Linked DNA regions of Homo sapiens: region 2 is linked to region 1. Evidence: chromatin loops called from intact Hi-C (ENCODE). Cell type or tissue: CD4-positive, alpha-beta T cell. All regions are shown on one strand. Links, peaks and the distances in the headings refer to the core of each region. The heading gives the core; the rest is flanking DNA.

Region 1 (2,919 bases), core at 315-2,814:
TAATGGGAAACACTGTAGAAATATTTGCTATCACTAATGGTAGAATTTCAAACAGTGGGCTGGAAGTGGAGGTGGGGAGCTGGGTAGTTCTTTTGGGAACGGGTCCCTGAAATGACAATATCTAGCAGCTGTCAGCTCTGTATTTGGCAAGGGCAGCTTTGGCCCTGCAGGCAGGAATGCTGTAAGAGTGTGTATGCATGCATGTGCATGCGTGCATGTTTGTTTGACTGGTCAGGTGTTACTGTCACCAGAAGGCATTTTTTGAGCACCCAGTGTCCACTTTCGGGATGAGAAACTTGTGTACACAGGGTTCCTCGTTGGCATTGGCTGCCCTTTGCCAAGGCAATTATTAGACCTCAAGAAGATAGTGTTGTTGCTTACAAAGTCAGTGCCTCTAGCTAGTTGTGCGCACTGAGCCTCTGGCTGGGGGCATTAGCTCTCTGCTCACTAAGCTTCTTTATTATATTTCCTGGCCAGTTCTGACCGGTTCTGTAGGCACCCAAGGCTGCCTTGTTCAGTCCCTGCTGGAAAATGAAAAAGGAAAAACTTGCTTTAGGCATTAGGCCAAGAGTCGGATGTACAACCCAGTGGGGTTGGAGAGTTTTACTCAAATCAGATGCTGGCCCAGAGAAGGAAGTAGACATGAATTCAAAAACCGGTAAAAGGCCCTGGTAGAACACTACATGACCCCTCTGATAAATCATGCCCTCTCTGATGTTCAGTGGCCTCTGCTGCTGTCATCAACCAGAAAGCTGAATGAGATGATGAATCGGCTACAAGCTAATTAACGGGAAAAGCGCTCCTGGAAAACAGTACGGGTCCCAGTCCCTACGTTTAAAGATTGGACTACACTCTCAACGCAGCTTCTTTGGACCACTGTTGGCCCCAGGGGTCCACCAAAAGCGTCACAAAATGGCCTTTTGTAGCCTCCATGTGGCCACCGTAACAATGAGTCTATTTCTTTACTGGCAAGTATTAATTATTCACTTGTAATTGACAAAGCCAGACATCAGTCACCTCACTGGAGTCTTTATGAAAGGCTTTTGGTCCTGTCATTCTGAGGAGCAAAGCCATGCCTAGGGTCCAGGGGATGGCCCCTGCATCAGTAGTGAGATGGTGGGAGAAGGGGGGCAGGCTGCTGCCTTCTTGGCAGTGAATGGAGGCAGGGGAGGAACTAGAATATCTTTGGATGCTCTTACTACCCAAGGGGTGCATGAAAGTGCCGAGCAGAATGCTTAGCACATAGTAAGTACTAGCATATTTATGTATTTATTGTTATAATGTATTAATTACATAATCATTAAGAATTTGGCTTATGTATGTAATCAACCCTTGGCTATTACCAGCCCCTCTCCCTCCAGAGCTTTCCTGAATTTTGCTTTTTTGAGGGAAGTTGGTCTCTGTGACCAGTAAACCCAGCCCCAAGTTTACCGGCCGAAGGAAGGGAAAGTTAAGAGTGATAGGGCATGAAGTGAAAGGCTTCAGGTGGGAAGTGCTCTTAAGTAGCACAAGAGAGGTGGGTGGAACCTGAGTAGGTAGGGAGAAGTGGGAGGGAACAAGCCAAGCAGAAGCCCAGGGCCATTCTCACATTTCAACACGTAGAGTTAAGGAAGGGCCTCTTCCTCTGTGAGAATTCAGCATTTTGCAACCATCCAAAAATGTTGAGGGCATGCTTTGCTTCCAGGGCAGACAGAGCAGCACAGTGAGCATGGGACACAGGATCCCTGACTTGCTGTGTGCCCTTAAACCAGCCACTACCTCTCTGACGTTCAAAATTGAGCAATGGAAGGCAGCCTGCCCAACTGTTACCTGCCTGTCATCATGAAAGCCTGCGGATGAGGTAATGTCTGTAAATCCCAGTCTGAGAAAAAAAAGCCGTGGAAATAGAGAAGGAGCCTCCTGAATGTGTGACTCTTTTGGGTAAATGCCCTCCATTCCTTAAGAAACAATTTATTAATTATATATTGTGTGTCACTTTAAGAAGATGGATCTGTGGCCTCTCTGTACTGTTGAGCCAATGGGAAGCTTAAAGGCACTTTGTGATTCACAGATTCTGTCAAGGCCCCTGGATGGCCTTGTCTGTACAAAGACACTTCAGAATTCAGTCAGTGGGTATGGGACGCCTCCCAGGATGCAAAGAGCTTAGATATTGGCTTTCTAGCCATGGGCATTATGCTAAGGGCTGTGTGTGATGTACCTCAAAAAATAGCCATTTAAGCCATACTTGGGCCCTGGCAACAGAGGGTGCAAATTCTTGAAAGAAATTGTTTTGAGAAGGCAGAGCTTGAGTTCAGGCAGAATTTCTTGCAGGGATCATTCTGGTTGCGTGGCATTTTGATAGACTTTGGGCAACTCAGATACAGGCAGTGAGAGAGGGAAGTAAATAGGACCTTCTTGCGAGATGCCTGAGAAAGACCCAGTGATGACTTCATCAGTAGACCTTTTGATTCTGTTTGCGTCATTATTTGGTCATTGTAGAGCAATGGTTCTTAGGCTTTAATCTCTAGGTAAAACAGAGGTGTGTTTAGTCTGTCCATGTTCTCTGTTTTCTAAGTAAGGCAGGAGGTGAGGTCCTCTGCAGGAAATAAAGGTGATGGACTGGTTAGGAAACTTCAGGAGACTTCAGGGTTTGGAACAGTTGCCTATGTGGGTGGAATAAGAAATAAACTGGGGAAGAATGAGAGAATTGTCTAACTTCACTGAAGGCCTGGCTGAGATCAAAGAGAATTTGCAGGGCTGACCCTCAGAGAAGACATGCAGTAACTCTTAAGGAATATCCGAGAACTATTTTTGATTTGTGCTTTTAAAATATGATGCTTTAAGATTTGTTTTGGCAAGATATGAATGGCAAGATAAGAATTCAGAACTAGAGGTCAGCCCCCTATCTCCAAGTCTGTTATACTTCCATATGGGAAAGAG
Region 2 (2,919 bases), core at 120-2,619, 76 kb before region 1:
ACAGAGTAGGGGTGGTCTGAAAGGTTCCCATGAATGAGCTCTTTGGGTTAGGTCATGAAACACCTTATCAAGGAGCAAATGAAATACAAGAAGGTGTCACAGGAGCCACTTTTGACTGTTCCGTAGAAGTTAGTTTTAATTTTAGACAGGGCCTATGACACTGAAATTCTCAGGCTGTAATTCCAGAAAAGCGGATGAGGTGAGCAAGGAACAACAGGGCAGCCTAATAGAAAAGAGATTTGGACCCGGGTCACCGGGCTAATTCTTTACTCTCTCTGGGATTTAGCTTTCTTGTCCATAAAATCAAAGGATTCAGCTGATCAATGCTTTTTCAAAATTTAAAAAACATTTTAATATAAAATTATACAAGCCATCACCATCCCCACATATAAAACAGAGAGAAGTGGAAGTTCTCTGCTTGAAGCAGGGCAGGGAAACTGCCCAGAACCCTATGCCCCTTGGCCTGTCCCTTACTTTCAGGGATCAACAAGTTATCTTCCAACTCTGTGACCCTTCCCCCTGGGATGTAAATTGAATAGTAGAAATGAAAAGACAAAGCCAGTTTAGAAAGTCACCTTGAAACCTCATTGTCCTCATCTCTAACATTATAAAGTTGGACTGAATGATTTCTAAAGACTCTTCCAGTTCAAAAACATGGAAACTTGGCTCACATTTGTAATACCAACACTTTGAGAGGTTGGCATTACAGGATCTCTTGACGGCACGAGTTTGAGACCAGCCTGGGTAACATAGTGAGATCCCATCTCCACAAAAACAAAAAATAAAAAAATTAGCTGGGCATGGTTGTGCACACCTATAGTCCAGCTATTTGGGAAGCTGAGGGAAGAGGATTGCTTAAGCCCAGGAGTTTAAGGTTGCAGTGAGCTATGATTGCACCACTGCACTCCAGCCTGGGCTACAGAGCGAGACCCTATCTCTCTTTGTTTTTAAGTGGAAATTGTGTATCTCTGCCAATTATATCAGGAATTCACAAAAAGTGATGGAGATTAGCCAAACATGGAAATCTTTCCAGGAAGTAATACCTTTAGGGTGATTAATAACTGTGTGGCTCATGAGAAAGCATGTTGTCAAAATACAAGCATGACCCCAAGAACGCACCCTAAAAATGAAGTCAGACATTTCATGTGTAACCAATACAAAATCTGAAATAATAACAGCCAATATTTAATGAGTTCTCGCTGTGTTTCATAGCATCAAGGTTAAGTGTTTTATATGTCTTATATCATAAATATTCACAATAACCACATTCATTATGTTATCCTATTGTTATCCCCATGTCATTTATGAGAAGGCTGAGGTTTATAGAAACTAAGTATCTCTATCTAGGTTACACATATAGGACGAATATTAAAAGTTGGATTAAATGTTCTTCAATGGACATTTTCAGATCTAAGCTTGTTTGGGTCTGATAAGTCTTTTAATAGAAGCTGAAAAGGCAGAGTTGGGGCAAGGATTTGTTGGTGAGTTTCTAACATAATCCAATAGAGGTGTTGAGTCGGGACCAGCAGGCTTGCTCCAGATTGCCCAGCAGACTTACCCGAAAGACAGCAGAAACATCATCAACAGCAACAATTTTTTTTAAAAAACCACAATAGTTAGCATCACTACAAGAAGAGGACTGAACACTTTGTTAAGTATTTTCTCATTTCCTCCTTACAATTCTTTGAACAAGATAAAAGTAAAATTTTGTTTTGGTGAGGAAGCAATGGAGCTACGAGGACGGTAAGTAATTTACCCAAGGAAGCAAAGTGAAAAGTGTAAAGGCAACAGCATGCCTTAGGACATAAGGATTCCCTATACTTTGCTCCTACATACATTAGTGTGACCTGTCCTGATATCTCTGTGGTTACCCAAGTAGAATTACATTTTGCAAGAAGGTAATTCTACTTACCTTCACGACTGCGAGCATCTCAGCCAGTTTCTCGCTGCGAGTTTGTGAATTCGCCAGTCTTTGGTGACTTTGCAGAGTGTGTTTCCATTCACCTGAACTCTATGGGCTGACAAACATGAGTTCCTGGACTTGTAAACCTGAGGATCTGTTCCTGGGGTGGCCTCTGACAAGGAAAGATGCTGTATCCGCCTCAGCACTATTTAATTTTCCAGATTAACAACTAATAGCAGCATTAGCCACTTATTGAGCCTTTTCTGGGAATAACATTCTGGGAAAGCTATATCCAAAGTGGTAATACAAGGAGTACCAGGAGGAAAGTATTAGCCTAGCGAAGTGACCCAGAAAGGGAGTTTGAGGGAGCTAATACCAAACCTCACCCTTTTCCACAATCCATGCTGAGGCCATTTCCATGACAATGATCCAATTTGGTGTTTCCCAAAGTGGGGTACTATCAGGAGCACACAAGATGGCACATGGACAAATCTGGTTTTAACATGTCTTTAATAGTTATGTATCTACTATAATTTATGTTAGAAATAAGTGTTTTAAAATTTATGGTGGTAATTTAAAGTTTCCTCCTAGAATAAATTTGTTTATGTGGAAAAAATAAGTCAATTGAAAGAATACTATTGAGCAGACAATACTATTTGAGGGAACTAGGGTATGGTAGAAATTGCCAAGCTAAGTTGGAAACTGAAGCCTGGGAGCACTGAATCCTTGGGATAACAACATGAATCATAATTCATTATAATTTGCTTTTAAGTAGTTCCAAGAGTGAAATGTAATAACCTCCACTGGACATTTGGAGACGCAGAGGTGATCCACAGAGTCCAGGGCACTTGAAGATATTGGGTTGCTGCAAAAGTAATTGTGGTTTTTGCCATTAATAGATATAAGCACAGAGGAGCAGGGAAGATGGTCAAAAGAGATCCCAGGCCCCCACGTTCTGCCAGAGCACAGTGAGCAAATGAGCCTCCTGCCACAAACTGAACCCACATTTCTCTCAA

The links. Hi-C counts contacts between places; a loop is a spot of excess contacts. Peaks named below come from ENCODE experiments on the same cell type or tissue, not always from the same donor. Only the 100,000 strongest peaks of a DNase experiment are listed, where the experiment ranks them.
Region 2: it touches region 1 in a loop (3-fold over the local background); 6 of 110 quality-filtered maps call a loop at or near these places.

The regions. Positions count from the first base shown.
Region 1 is chr5:157,267,744-157,270,662 of GRCh38, forward strand. All of the region lies in intron 1 of CYFIP2 (cytoplasmic FMR1 interacting protein 2), which reads left to right. Among named protein-coding and RNA genes, the nearest start is that of CYFIP2, 3.1 kb to the left of the region's middle. In CD4-positive, alpha-beta T cell, for the core only: no CTCF peak of the experiment used is centred there; DNase peaks (open chromatin) are centred at 1,638 and 2,418; H3K4me3 peaks cover 1,934 bases; H3K27ac peaks cover 2,183 bases.
Region 2 is chr5:157,192,283-157,195,201 of GRCh38, forward strand. All of the region lies in intron 1 of ITK (IL2 inducible T cell kinase), which reads left to right. Among named protein-coding and RNA genes, the nearest start is that of ITK, 13 kb to the left of the region's middle. In CD4-positive, alpha-beta T cell, for the core only: no CTCF peak of the experiment used is centred there; a DNase peak (open chromatin) is centred at 1,559; H3K4me3 peaks cover 1,396 bases; H3K27ac peaks cover 2,500 bases.